2 separate regions of the Homo sapiens genome follow, and region 1 is linked to region 2. A link is a loop called in an ENCODE intact Hi-C map of the cell type or tissue named here. Cell type or tissue: GM12878. All regions are shown on one strand.

Region 1 (8,000 bases), 210 kb before region 2:
CCAAGAAAACTTTCTTTATGGGCGCTGAAACTTGAATTTCATACAATTTCCACACATCACACAATACTCCTCTTCTTCAGATTTTTAAAAAAACATTTAAAAATGTAAATACCATCATTGGCTTGCAAGATATACAAAAACAGGTGGTGGGCCATTTGGCCCAGGGGCCACAGTTTGCTGACTTCTGAACTGGATCATGGGGTTGCTGGCACTGGTCTCAGTGGTGGGATTTACTAATTATAGAAAGCTGCTTTCTGAAATCTTCTCCGTTTTCTTAGCGAATTCATAAGTGCTTTAGTCGGTCCAATTCCTAAGAGGGGAATTACTATTTTGTCTGACTGCTATCTTGAAGGGCACTCTAATGAATTAAGGTTATGGAATTGTTGGGCAAGATGTACCACCTTACGATTAAAGAGTTATGATTAAAATATTAAAATGGAAGAATAAAATATAATTCATGATTTATTGCAAATCATCTTAGATACTTTTAGAAATCAATAACCCATGTCATCATTCTCATTTTCCCTGTGACATTCATTTATTTCACAAAGCAAGCATCCTCAATAATAGGAAATGATGCCAGACCACATGCATGGGTCAAGCTAAATATGCACCCCAAATTCTGGCACTATTGTGAGACATGATGAAAAACAAATACATCTACTTGTATAATTTTAGAAATCAAGTTTAGATTTTAATATAATGTTAATATTTATTATAAAATACATCACCCTGATGATAATTTTGCTACACAAAATATGCACACAAAAACAGTAATTTAAGCAAATATACACAACAATAATACAAAAAAATCACGGCTGAGCACAGTGGCTCACGCCTGTAATCCCAACACTTTGGGAGGTTGAGGCGGGCAGATCACTTGAGGTCAGGAGTTTGAGACCAGCCTGGCCAACATGGCCATGAACTAAAAATACAAAAATTAGCTGGGCATGGTGGCACGTGCCTGTAATCCCAGCTACTGAGGAGGCTGAGGCAGGAGAATTGCTTGAACCGGGAAGTAGAGGTTGCAGTGAGCTGAGATTGTGCCATTGCATTCCAGCCTAGGTGAAGAAGCAGGACTCCATCTCAAAAAAAAAAAAAAAAAAAAATCACAACATAACACCTTTACTTTAAGGCCGCCTACTTTTACACACAGTTATTTGTTGAATGTAGGTGGGAATCAGACTGTGTTCTTTACCTGCTGTCATTTTGGAGAGAATGCTTGTGAAAGAGGGTTGATTTACAAGGAAAATGCATAACAATTCCTATGCAAATCTACTTCCCAAAAAAGGTTTTAGTTGCTAAAAGTGTAGGCTATAGATTCAGACAGTCCCAGGTTCAAATCCTGACCTTATCACCTATCAACTGTGTGACCTATTAACTTAAGTTGCTTACCCTCTCTGAGCTTCAACTTCTTCACCTAAGAAATGGGAACACTACTAATAATTGCGGGTACCAGTGAGTTAATGTGCGCAAAGTACACTACACAGTTCCTGCTCCTCTGCAGTAAGCAGTCAACAAATAGCAGTTGCTATTATTAGTACATTTGTCATTAGCAAAAATAGAGACTTTGGTGCAGCGAAGTAACACACTTTTCAATGGTATAATGAATTTCAAATATAAAGCCATGTTGAAGTTCTGAGGAATGCTTTCTCTTGCCTGGGTTTGGGAGATGGTAATGGTGTACATGCATCTCTGTTAGATCTGCTTAAACACAGGCATCATTGTGCCTTGGTTTTCATGGTGGCTGTGTTTTGGTTGCATTGTGGGCTCTGGTCATGTTCTCTGCAATTTTCACTGCATTTATGCAACTTCCCCTTACCTAATATTTTGGAATTCCATCTTAATTTTATTTTTCTCATTCTTATTCCCTTCTGCTTATTTTACGGGCTCATTATAATTTATCAAATTCTTACGTATTCAAAAGCCTCTGATTTCCAATTCTTTTTAATCAAGATGTTGCTCATCTACTTAAGTCAATGTGCTGAGTAAACCAGTAAATGGATACTTACAAATCCTTATCCCTTAGTGTTTAGGTGTACAAAACCCAGGATACCAAAAAGTCATGGGCTCAAGGGAAGATATGAAGGCTTATTTATAACACAGGATGCACTCAAGGCTGCAGAGTGTGATTCAAAAGGCATAGGATTAGGAGTCAGAGTTTACTTGGATTTGGGGATTTTCTCAGCCAGCACAAACTGTAGAAATCTCAGGAAGTCATTCAGTCTCTCTAAATTGACTGTATTGGCCAGTAAATAGGGAATGATTATGATACTTAGGTTATGTAGTTTAATATAATTAACAATGAATATAATAATCACTTTGTAAAGTATAAGTCACCATGCATAGTGCTACAAGGTTACCACTATCATGATTTTCATTATTTACCACACATGTGCACGTATCTAGAAGATTATCCTTTAGGAAAGAATTTGTGATAGAAAGAGTCTAGTTTTGCCTCTGATACTAACCTGGTATGTAACTTTGGATAAGTCTTTCATTTACTTAAGTACTAATTTCCATATCTACAAAATAGATACTCATCAATGTCCTTTCTAGGTATAAAAGGTTGGGGTTTCACTAATACCAGGAAATAGGCACGGAGAAACAGGCTGACTAGAGTCTTGAAAAGCAGAAGTAGTGAATATGTGATTCTGTAGTCAATGAGGCTACTGTAAATGTGGAAGTTGAAAGATGGCAGGGAGAAAGTGACTCCAGAGGAGATTCACTGGGTAACAGGGTGCACAATGGGCTCAAGGAAATGTTGGCTAACACAGAGCCCACATGGTTCCAAAAGTAGTAAGACTGAAGTGCACGCAGAGCACCTGAAGGAGACAGGAAGTCACTGTTGTGCATCGCCTTGCATAAAGTGACAAAGGACTGGCCCAGGGTGTCCTTCACGTAAGTGAAAAAGGAAAGAAATAGAGTAGGTTCAGGAATTACAGCCTCCTGAATGGGCTTCATGCCACTCTCCTTCCTCTCTAGTCCATCCACCACATTACCACCAGAGGGACCCTAAACTCAAATATGGCCCTCCCCCTTGCAGGATTCAAAAGCTCTGATTGCTTCTTATTATCTACAGAGTAAAATCCAACACTCTGCCCCCACCTTATGCTTATAGGGTTGTTACTATATATATGGTCTACTGTCAGTCCTCAGCCTCATGAGTGGCTTCTCTTTCCTAAGACCAAACCATGCTGAACTTGCCGTCTTTGTTTTCTTCATAGCTCAGTGTCTTTGCATATGCTGTTCCTCTACCAGTAATATCCTCATGCAATTCCCTACTTGGAGAGTTTCTTCTTTTCCTTTCAGACTCAGCTTAAATATTATCTTCATGGTTCAAAACTGCATTATGCATTTGACGTACGTTTTTTAAAACAGGTGTTTGCATGTCTGCTTCTCTACTCGCATGTGAGCTTCTGGAAATGAGCCCATGTTTTATAGTACCAGTATGTACTTTGTTAATATTTTGTAAACTTTATTAATAGCTAATTAAAATAATCCAAAGGATAAAGATTAGGGGGCATCTGACAAGAACAGAGAAGTACAGGACTTGTTAGAATATAAACAGATAATACCTAAGAAAGAACAAATTTGAACTTAACAAAATTATAAACACAGTGGATAGGATAGATATGGACATCTTTACCAATTAAATGATTTATGCAGTAAATAGTAAATGTCTCTTATGAACCAGGTGTTCAGGGTACAGAAGCAAACAAAGCTGACTTAGCATGTTCCATCAGTTCCAATACCAGTATCCCAGGAGTGTGGTGAGCAAGGGGAAGATGGAAGAGAAAGAGGGCTTGTAAGTTATGGTGAGAATTTATTTCTATCGCAAGTGCAGTAGAAAGCCTTTGCTTTAAAATTTTAAACAAATCTTAATGATGAGATGATTTTGTTGAAATTTTGAGGGAGTCACTCTGGCTCCTCTATGGAGATCAGACAAGCGTATAAGTATGGATACCAGTTAGGAGGCCAATACATTAGACCGGGTGATAAATAATATTGATCAGAATCACCTGGAGGGCTCTTAAAACACAGATTTCTAGACCCCACCCCTAGAGTTTTTGATTCTGTAGGTCTTGTGAATATGCAGGTGCAATGGGCGCATGGGGTGGGCAGAGAATCTTTGTGTCTAACAAGTTCCCAGGTGGTGCTGATGCCTCTGATCTGGAGGCCACACCCTGAGAACCACTGGCCTCTATTATGGCGATGGCAATGAAGTTGGAACAAAGTGGGCTGATTTGAGAAAAACTCTGAAGATAAGATTAAAAGGGCATGCTGATGTACCAATACTAGAGAATATTAGGACAAAGCATTTTCCTTTAAAACATGTAGGAGATGAAATACTACAAAATTTTAGGAAAAGAAGTATCTGTCATATGAAACTTGAATGAGGTTAAATAAGAAAGAAAAACAAAACAAAACAAAAGAAATACCCTTCACGTAGTAGGCAATAAATGTTTGAATATCATTTACTCTCCCCTTCACACTGACTAGTAAAAGCAAATGGTTTCCTAAAGTGTTTGAAATAATTGTAAATTTCATTACCAAAAGCAGCTTCTAAAATGTAGGATCTTGGGGATGGTTGAATAAGAGAAGATAACTATGCTTTTTCATTGTCAGAGCTTTGGGGTGTCAAAGGAAAAAGGAGAAATGAAGTGGTATAAACAAGTGTAAAGCCTGCCCATTCACCTGCCCAGATTAGCTCTTCTGTTTTAACACCCAATACTGTATCCATCTCTCTCCTGGAATGGACTCCTTACCATAGCAGCCCTCTCTCCACATGTGCACCCTACAAGTCCATTTAAAAAACAAACAAGAACTCTGCATGCCAGTACCTTGGGGACCCTGCCCAAGCCCTGCCTCCTGATTTACCTTGGTATCTCCAATTTCTGCCCTATTAGCTACCATATTTCTGCCTCTTTGTCCAGCTCCATTATGAATTGTGTCCTTCAAACATTTGTATTTTGAAATCCTTAGAATGTAACTTTATTTGGAAATAGAGTCATTGCAGACGTAACTAGTTAAATTAAAATAAGGTCATTAGGGTGGGTCGTAATCTAATATGACTGGTGTCCTTATGAAAAGGAGATATTTGGACACAAAGATATACACACAGGGAGGTCATCATATGAAGACAAAGGCAGAGATCAGGATGATTCTTCCACAAGACAAGAGCTCCAGTGATTGCCAGCACACCCCCAGAAGCCAGGGGAGAGACCTGGACCACATTCTCCCTGAACGCCCTCAGAAGGAACCAACCCAACGACACGTTGATTCCAGACTGCAGCATTCCAGAACTGTGAGACAATACATTTCTGTTGTTTAAGCCACTTTCTCAGCGGTACTTTATTACAGCAGCCCTGGGGAAGTAATCAAGTGCCTTTTGATGATTGCTTTAGTTGAACTGTCCACTCAGCTCTTAACTCTGCCCTCTTTGTCTCTCAGATCTGCTTCTCTTCTATGCTCAGTGGGTGAATGCGGACCCTTCCATAGTACAGACCAGGCCCTCTGGGACCCCAACCAGGGCTCAATGCCCTGGATTCCCAGCTTTCCAAATATGGGGTTCTGACACTCATTCCCATCGGACAGTTGCCTCCTTAGGAGTCTGTCCTGTTTTATTATTCATCTTTGGGTCCTATCAATTATCACAGTGCCCATCTCATAGCCAGTCGGTTTGTTGAATGAATAATACAATTAACGAACTAGTCATTATTTATTTTTTCCCTTTGATAAACAAAAAACTCGAGGCCTTTTGACCTTCATGCTGGTGTATTTTTGTCAATACAATGAGTGGTTTATTTGAGAAGCGTCTGTTTTTGGATCACATTACTCAGTAAATGTGTATTCTTAATGAAAGTGATCAGTGCAGATCAAGCTGACATTAACACTAAAGATATGTAGGATTGCTTTGGTGTGCAAATGGAAATGGTTTGGTGCCGGGGGATAATGAATACATGAGAATTAGGACTGCGTTATTAAACTGAGGGGATGAAACTTGTCATTAGTTCCCACTGCTTCTTGGAGTTATTGTTAATAGCTATTTGAGTGAGGAGACGGGAACATGTGGAGAAGAGGATGTGGAGAAACAAATGTGTAGATAACGTCTGCTCGCTGAGATATGTGATGTTTGGAATTGATCATCCTGCAGTTTTCGCTGAGATGCTAGTGATTTTGAACTGATCTGTTTTCCCAAACTCAATCAGAGGTGCGAGCAGCTGACAACCCTGCAGATTCCTCCTGTTGTCTGCACAAGACTTTGATTTCCAATGAAATGCAAAGTCCACATGCTACATTTGGGGGCCAGATCCCAAAGAATGATGATCTTTGTTTATCCAGGGAGGAGTTGCTCATGGAAAGGATGCCGATAAAAATTACCAAACTGTCTTAAGTCTTTTTGAGGAACTATAATGGAATGCTGGGTGGCTTATACACTTTAGAAATTTATTTCTCACTCTTCTGGAGGCTGAAATGTCCAAGATCAAGGCCCTTGCAGATTCAACGTCTACAGAGGACCCACTTCGTTATAAGACCATCTTCTCACTGTCACCTTACACTGTAGAAGGGCTAGTTCACTGTCTTTTATAAGGACACTAATCCCAATCACAAGGTCTCTGCCTTCATGACCTAGTCACCTCCCAAAGACTCTACCTCCTAATATTGTCACCTTCAGGGTTAAAATGTCAACATATGAATTTTGGGACAGAGACATTCACATCACAGCACAGACCAAAGCATTTTTGAGAAGGAGGCATTATTTATACTTAAGTAGGGACAACAGTATAACCTGTGTTGTTCCCGGGCATACTGGAGAAAACCATCACCCTACTGATGAACCACCCAAAGTCCTATTAAAATTTGATCAACCCCCATTCCATGTGGTTTCAATCAGCCTTAACCAAGAAACATCTCTGCCAAGGTCTGCTCTTGTGTTTCTAGAACTTCATACATAAGAACATTTCTCCATGAAAACCCAACATAACATTATGGTCTATGTAGTTTTATGACATGGCCCAAATTTTCAAAATTGTTATTATTATTAATTTTTTTTTTGAGATGGAGTCTTGCTCTGTCTTCCAGGCTAGAGTGCAGTGGCGCGATCTAGGCTCACTTCAAGCTACACCTCCTGGGTTCATGCCATTCTCCTGCCTCAGCCTCCCGATTAGCTGGGACTACAGGCGCCCGCCACCACGCCCAGCTAATTTTTTTTTGTATTTTTAGTAGAGAGGGGGTTTCACTGTGTTAGTCAGGATGGTCTCGATCTCCTGACCTCATGATCCGCCCGCCTCGGCCTCCCAAATTGCTGGGATTACAGGCGTGAGCCACCGTGCCCGGCCTCAAAATTATTTTTAACTTCCTTGAATTTTAAAAAATTGAATTATAAAGCTATGCTACCATCCCCCCTCTCCACAACACACACCACAGACAGTTTGAACAAATAGGCAGAGAAGAAAATAGGCTTGACTACTCATTAATAGATATCCAAAATTCAACTCAAAAGGGTAGAATAGCCGGGAAGCACAAAAAGCTCATGGAAGTAGTGGAGTAAAAATTGGTGTGACATTTGGAATAAAACAGCTTGAGTTTGAATCCCAGCTTGGCCTTTTCTAGGTGGGTGATGCTGACAAGGTCATTTCATATCTCTCAAGCACTTTTTCTCATCTGAGAAATGGGGTAAATATATACAAGATTTTTTGTCAGGATTGAATAAAATAATGCAGAGAAAATGCCGAGCACAGGACTTGACACATAAATGTTCAATTGATAGTAGCTGCTGTTGCTGTATCACACACTGATTTTTACTACCAACCAAACTATGCTTATTTTAAAAGAACATTTTTATGTAATGATTCTAATACATTTTTGAACATTTATATTCCACCCTACCTCCAAAATACTGAAGTTTGTTGATATGTTTCATGATGCACCAAATGACTGTAAGTAAAAAATCAGAAATTTTGGCAAATGTGAAAGAAAAACCAAAAAGATTTATC
Region 2 (8,000 bases):
GGCTTGTAGAGTTTCTGCCGAGAGATCAGCTGTTAGTCTGATGGGCGGAATTCCCTTTGTGGGTAACCCGACCTTTTTCTCTGGCTGCCTTTAACATTTTTTCCTTCATTTCAACTTTGGTGAATCTGACAATTACGTGTCTTGGAGTTGCTCTTCTCGAGGAGTATCTTTGTGTCATTCTCTGTATTTCCTGAATTTAAATGTTGGCCTGCCTTGCTAGGTTGGGGAAGTTCTCCTGGATAATATCCTGCAGAGTGTTTTCCAACTTGGTTCCATTCTCCCCGTCACTTTCAGGTACACCAATCAGACGTAGATTTGGTCTTTTCACATAGTCCTATATTTCTTGGAGGCTTTGTTCATTTCTTTTTATTCTTTTTTCTCTAAACTTCTCTTCTCGCTTCATTTCATTCATTTGATCTTCAATCACTGATACCCTTTCTTCCAGGTGATCGCATCAGCTACTGAATCTTGTGCATTCATCATGTAGTTCTCGTGCTACGGTTTTCAGCTCCATCAGGTCATTTAAGGACTTCTCTACATTGGTTATTCTAGTTAGCCATTCATCTAATCTTTTTTCAAGGTTTTTAACTTCTTTGCGATGGGTTCAAACTTCCTCCTTTAGCTAGGAGAAGTTTGATTGCCTGAAGCCTTCTTCTCTCAGTTCGTCAAAGTCATTCTCCGTCCAGCTTTGTTCCATCGCTGCTGAGGAGCTGCGTTCCTTTGGAGGAAGACAGGCACTCTGATTTTTAGAATTTTCAGCTTTTCTGCTCTGTTTTTTCCCCATCTTTGTGGTTTTATCTACCATTGGTCTTTGATGATGGTGACGTACAGATGGGGTTTTGGTGTGGATGTCCTTTTTGTTTGTTAGTTTTCCTTCTAACAGTCAGGACCCTCAGCTGCAGGTTTGTTGGAGTTTGCTGGAGGTCCATTCCAGACACTTTTTGCCTGGGTATCAGCAGCGGAGGCTGCAGAACAGCGAACATTGCTGAACAGCAAATGTTGCTGCCTGATTGTTCCTCTGGAAGTTTTGTCTCAGAGGGGTACCCCTCTGTGTGAGGTGTCAGTCTGACCCTACTAGGGGGTGCCTCCCAGTTAGGCTACTCGGGGGTCAGGGACCCACTTGAGGAGGCAATCTGTCCATTCTCAGATCTCAAACTCTGTGCTGGGAGGACCACTATGCTCTTCAAAGCTGTCAGACAGGGACATTTAAGTCTGCAGAGGTTTCTGCTGCCTTTTGTTTGGCTATGCCCTGCCCCCAGAGGTGGAGTCTACAGAGGCAAGCAGGCCTCCTTGAGCTGCAGTGGGCTCCACCCAGTTCAAGCTTCCAGGCCGCTTTGTTTACCTACTCAAGCAAGCCTCAGCAATGGCAGGCGTCCCTCCCCCAGCCTGGCTGCTGCCTTGCATGAACTTACAATTTTTGAAAAGTATTATGCTTGGTCATGGACCACAGAACAATAGAAGAGAGCTATAATTACACTATATATTTTATATATATATATATACTATATACTATATATACTTTATATATATATACTATATAATATATATACACTATATATATTATATACTATATATGGTGTATATATAGTATATATAGTGTATATATATAGTGTATATATAGTGTATATATATTATTTATTGTATATATAGTATATAGTATATAGTATTATATATATATAATATATAATACTATTTATACTATATATAATATATACTATATATACTATATATAATATAGTATATATTTATAATTATAATATAAATATATATAACAAATATTACATATATTTATAATATATAATTATTGTATATTTAATTATATATAATAAATATAATATTAAATATTATTATATAAGTATATAATATATAATATATATACTATATATACTATACATAGTATTATATACTATATATTATATACTATATATGGTATATACTATATATACTATATATGGTATATACTATATATAGTATATACCATATATAGTATATATAGTATATAATATATAGTATATACTATATATATTATATATAGTATATATACTATATATTTTACTATATATATACTATATATTATACTATATATATGTACTATATATATTATATAGTGTAGGCATTAAGGATTGAAGGAAATTGGATAAGGGAGGGACCTCTGAAGGCTATGGAGCTAACATGTTGCCAAAAGAGATAGAAACTGCAATGAAAATCAAAAAATATGATGTACAAGCATGATGGTTAACCTTATGTATCCACTTGACTGGGCCATGTGGTGCCCAGATATTTGGCTAAACTTTATTCTGAGTGTGTCCATGATGCCGTTTCTGCATGAGATTAACATTTGAATCAATAGGCTGAAAAAACAGATTGCCCTCCCCAATTTGGATGGATCTCATCCCATCCGTTGAAGGCCTGAATGGAACAAAAGCTGAGTAGAAAAGAATTCTGTCTCTGCCTGACTGTCTTTGGACGGAGGACGTTGGTCTTCTTCCACCTTTGAAATTGGACTTGGACCAGAACTATATATCATTTCTCCTGGATCTCCAGCTTGCCAACTGCAGATCTTGGGACTGCTAAGCTTCCATAATCATGTGATCCATTTTCTCATACTAAATCTCTTTCCCCCTCCCCTTGTCAATCATCATCTATCTTCTGTTGGTTCCATTTCTCTTGAAAATCCTGACTAATACAACAGGGTGCAACAAAACTTTTAGCACATTAAACTTGTTCCTAGCTCCAGTGAGCTAGCAACAGGAATAGAGAAGAAAGATAGATCCCCATTCCTGAAGTCACACATGGGCCACTGAGGGAGAGGGAAGAAGACAACCCATGATGATGGCATGTGAAAGTGCTGTGGTAGAAGAACACATGCACAGAGTGCTGAGGGACACAGGCAGAGGCCATTACCTCCACTGGAGGCAAGGGAGGTCTCCAGGGGACAGGGAAGTGTGTGTCTCAGAAGACTTCTCAGAAAGGGAGTGTGTAGGAGTGTGTGGGGTGGACTTCAAGGAAGGTGTTTTGGTTTTGTTTGTCTTGTTTTTGTTGGAGAGACTTGCTTGTGTTTAAAGGCTAAGGAGAAAATACCAATAGAGTAGCAGATATTGAACGTACACAGGAAGGCAAGATAATGAGTGAAAAGAGAAGACAGGAGGAAAAGAAACTCAGAGCCCACGGGAAGCCCATGGGAAGAGCTTAGCCTTCATTCAGAATGAGAAGTGGTGACAAGCCACTTGGACACTGACCTCAGAGATAAAGGGGCCCTCCAGGTTCCCTAGATTATCAATCTTAGAGCCATCATGTGGAAAGCAAGAGGCATATAATATGATAACATGTCCAGGGAGTAAAGACTGTGAATGTGTCATCAGAGTTCCCTATGCTACATTTCACATGAATCTGATCATGACCTACAGAAACTCTCCAAACAGCAGGACCCAGGTGAGGCCCCTCCCCACCCCCACCCCGGGGATCCACCTTGCCTCCTTTCCTCTCTGCTCATTCCTGTAATGTATTTCTGTCCACTATCTGCTTGGTGTCTGACTGTCTCTGTTCCCCTTTCTCACATACAGTTCACTCACTTTGAAGTCTCACAAACCCAGTGTGCTTCCTTTTATCATCACTTTATGTGGATCTGTTTGTCAAGCATTTGTTGTCACTATTCTGAGTAGTACAGTCCATTCTGGCCCCTGAATGCTGAGCACAGCCTCCTGAGATCTCCACCTCCCTAAATGCAAGTCCACGAATGCCTGGGGCCTGGTGTCTTTGGAAGTCACAAGGTGGACATAGGGGTTCCTGCTGGCCCTTGAACGGTTCCATGCAGTTTCTCTGCCTGGATCCAGAGGCAACTGGGAACGTAAGGAGGGTGACAAAGGGATTCAACATATTCCAGCAATACACAGTTTCAGGTTGGGGTGATTTGCTTTGTGTGATTTGTAATAAATGCAATAAGAGCATCATTTATTTCCAACTCTCTAGTAGGATTATTAACTTTTTCTTCCAAAGATAAACTTGATTACATTACTTATTTATACTATGTACATTGCATTAGGAGTAAAAAATGCATCAAGGAAAGAAATCATATACAGATTTTTTAAATTAATGTTTTCTCATCCACTGCTAATAACAGCTTAGATTATTAAAAAGAAAGAATCTTAAATATGCAACTCACCTTCAGGTCTTGATACTGCTTGTTTTCTTTTACACATTTTGCAAAACTTGACAATCTAGAAATATCATCTGTACTCACTTTCAATTCCTCATTTTTATACCAGAGCTGAGCTTTTGTGTTGGGATCTATGACATATCAGGACCGGCAGCATGATATAGGGGAAAAAATGGAAGCTTTGAAGCTGCATATATTTTAGTTTAAAATCCAAGTAAGCCTTTTACTAGCTGAGGATGGTAGTATCTAATTAGAAAGCAATTTTAATCATGGTTTTTAAATTTTCTACATAGAGATGGCAAATAAATGTAGTGGATAGTTATTGTGAACTAGGCACTACGCTAAACACTTCACTTTGTTATCACATTTAATCTTGACAACAGTTCTATAAAATAGGCCTTATTATTTTCTCCATTTTACAGATAAGCCAATTGAGACTTAAATGAGCTAACCTGCTCAAGGACATTCGATGAATAAGTTAGGGGTCAAACCTATGTGTTTGACTCTAAAGACTCCCTTCACCATTGTCGTATACTGCCTCCCATATAGATCACCTCCAATCCCAGTCGCAGCATCTACAAGGTAGGTGTCATCTCCAACTTAAGACGAAGAAACTCATGTGAGAAAAAATCTTGCCTCCCCAGCTGCCCTCATTTTCTCTTCTGCTGGCAGGTGTGCAGCCCTGGCCCCATCAGTCCTTTGAAGGATGCTGCCCTCTATGGGTAGACCGGTAGGAGAGGCCGTGCCATTCAATTCAATTCAATTGATGCCTTCTTTGTTTCTCCAGTCTTTAAAGCGGACTTACCAATAACGACAGCATGTTTCCATGTTCTTTTACCTTTCTCAAAGTGCTATACGTATATTATCTCATTCAAACCTCCTAACAACCTTGATGAAAATGAAATTCAGGGAGTTAAAGAGACAGGCACAAGGCAACAGAGTAGTTCTCATTAGTGCAAAGGGAATTTGATTGCAAACTCACCATGTTTGTGTTAGTTATAACATTTAGTTATGATTTCTCCCTGAGTGCTTAAATGCAACATGAATGTAATAAGCACTGAGTGCTCAATTATATGATCGTAACACCCCCCCCAGCTTTGAAGCCTCTTGGGGAAGTCCGTCACTTTTGGAATAAAGAATAAACTCTCGGCCGGGCGCGGTGGCTCACGCCTGTGATCCCAGCACTTTGGGAGGCCGAGGCGGGCGGATCACGAGGTCAGGAGATCGAGACCATCCTGGCTAAAACGGTGAAACCCCGTCTCTACTAAAAAATACAAAAAATTAGCCGGGCGTGGTGGCGGGCGCCTGTAGTCCCAGCTACTTGGGAGGCTGAGGCAGGAGAATGGCGTGAACCCGGGAGGCGGAGCTTGCAGGGAGCCGAGATCCCGCCACTGCACTCCAGCCTGGGCGACAGAGCCAGACTCCGTCTCAGAAAAAAAAAAAAAAAAAAAAAAAAAAAAAAAAAAGAAGAATAAACTCTCGCATGACATACATGGGCCTCACTGTCTATCCCCCTCCCAACCTTTCCAGCCTCATCCTCCACTGCCGCCCTAGCCATATACCTTCTCCACTCAAGCCGTGTTACAGCAGCTGCTCTGACGGAATTTCAGAATATGCTTCATCCCTTCATCCATCCAGGCTTGTCCTCTGCCCCATTCAGTGCATGGAAAACACTGACCACTCTTTAGACACCCATCACATTTATCACCCTCGCTGCCCCAAACTTTTATCCCCCCAAAAATGATTGTTCAACACTCTGTAAATACACGCCATACTACATCATAATTGTTTGCTACATATTGTTCTTCCTGCTAGAATACGTCTTCTTCAAGAGCAGCAACCATCCCATTCATGTAATGCCCATCACATAGCTATATGTATCTAGCACATAGGAGGTAGCTGCAAATGAGTTTTTTGTATTGCTTTTTAGCTAAATGTGTTGTGTTTGCTATGTGCCAGGACATTGATCAATATCCTTTGCCTCTCATAACACACTCAATCCTCACAACAACCCTGTGAAGTGTGTTCTGTCAACTTTCTGACTCATTCTACAAATGAGAAAACTAGGCACAAGTGAGAAAATTTTCCCCCAGGTAATCCAGCTAGTAAGTGGCGGAGGCAAAACTTAGACCAGAGGCCAGGGCACGAGGGCTGGTGCTGTTAGGAACTCTGCTATGAGGACCCTATTTGTTGGTTAAAGGTGTGTCAAATGAATGAACTAGTTGCCCAAAGCTCCCACAATGTTAGAAGCTTGCTATACCTAGAGTCTGATCCTATACCTATAAGGAAGGAGATAAGGAAAAATTAATAGTAAGAGAGCCTTGATTCTCAGTTCTACCAGAAGCAAAAACTGCAATCATTTTCTTCCCCTACAAAGAGTATTGCTACAGTGTCACATTGTCTTTTAAAAAGGTCTCAGGAATAATAAATTCTGACCATATCATATCTTCATCATAGTTTGTGACATCCATTGCTTTTCCTTGCCATCCCTTCAAAGACCGTGTATGAATCTAGTAAAAAGTATAATTAGATGTAGAACCCCTGGTTGGCTTTTCTTTTTTCTTGGTGACACTGAAGGTGGCATTTAGGGTGGAAAAGGAGGAATTGGAAAGCGCATTCCCTCTGGCATCCTTAGGGAGGTGGGCAAGTACCATAATTCAGATAATTTCTTTTAAGTGCCTCCTGATGTAAAAAGAAGGATAGGAATTATTTTCTCTTTCTTGAATGCACAATGAATAATGTATCTTTGGGTCAATTCTCCAAATGAGCTACGTGCCATTGCAGAGCAAAACTGGAGAGTGAATTACAATGAATTTTCTTTCCTTTTCCAAGTCCTTGAGAGTACCTTATTGCATTCTTTATCCAAGTCAATATATATATTGGGGACCCCAAACATGGTGTTATTGTCTATGGCAAAAATAAATTTGGGCCTTCCTCAAGGAACTTCTAATATATCAGAGACAGTCATGTAATCCACAGACTATAACACAATGTATACTTAAATTATTAATAAAACAGATATGAAAGCAAAGTGCTAGAATAGCTCATGGGGAGAATTTCCCATAGAAAAATAGGAAATTCTTCATGGAGGGGGAATCCTTTCAGCATTCCATGATTGAAAGAAAAATGAGGCTGGATGCGGTGGCTCACGCCTGTAATCCCAACACTTTGGGAGGCCAAGGTGGGTGGATCCCCTGAGGTCAGAAGTTTGAGACCAGCCTGACTAATATGGCGAAACCCCATCTCTATTAAAAATACAAAAATTCGCCGGCCGTGGTGGTGGGCGCCTGTGATTCCCAGCTACTTGGAAGGCTGAGGCAGGAGGATAGCTTGAACCCAGGAGATGGAAGTTGCAGTGAGAAGAGATAGCGCCACTGCACTCCACCCTAGGTAACGGAGCAAGACTCTGTCTCAAAAAAAAAAAAAAAAAAAAAAAATGAGCTCACTGAGCTCATTAACTCTTATAAGCTTTTATCAAATTGTTTAGAACCTGACATAATCACACAATTTCACAGAGGAGCATACTATTGGAGGAAATAGAAATTTAGAAAGAGATAATAGAAGGTATAACGATGATAAACAACATTTAATAAATGCCTACAAAATACCAAATGCTTTAAATATTTAATTTAATTTAATCCATATAAGAATCTTGCAAGGCTGGTGTTATTGGTGCATTGCACACTTGAAGAAACCAGAGCTCAACGATGTTAAGTAATTTGCCCAGTTCACAAAGTTCCTAATTGCCAATGCCAGGATTTGGAGCTAGGTCTATTTTTTACAACCTTGGCTTTTCCTATTTCACTATGCTACCTTAAAAAAAGTATATAAAAGGCAAGTAAGT

Evidence for each region. Peaks named below come from ENCODE experiments on the same cell type or tissue, not always from the same donor. Only the 100,000 strongest peaks of a DNase experiment are listed, where the experiment ranks them.
Region 1: it touches region 2 in a loop (9-fold over the local background); 3 of 110 quality-filtered maps call a loop at or near these places.

The regions. Positions count from the first base shown.
Region 1 is chr9:1,724,555-1,732,554 of GRCh38, forward strand. The region is part of intron 2 of LOC105375951 (a long non-coding RNA gene); the gene reads left to right. Among named protein-coding and RNA genes, the nearest start is that of SMARCA2, 290 kb to the right of the region's middle. In GM12878, a CTCF peak has its summit at 3,007 (motif pointing right); no DNase peak of the experiment used is centred here.
Region 2 is chr9:1,935,402-1,943,401 of GRCh38, forward strand. All of the region lies in intron 2 of LOC105375951 (a long non-coding RNA gene), which reads left to right. Among named protein-coding and RNA genes, the nearest start is that of SMARCA2, 76 kb to the right of the region's middle. In GM12878, CTCF peaks have their summits at 4,882 (motif pointing left) and 6,790; DNase peaks (open chromatin) are centred at 2,832, 3,090, 3,510, 4,820 and 1 weaker place; H3K4me3 peaks cover 2,413 bases; H3K27ac peaks cover 3,042 bases.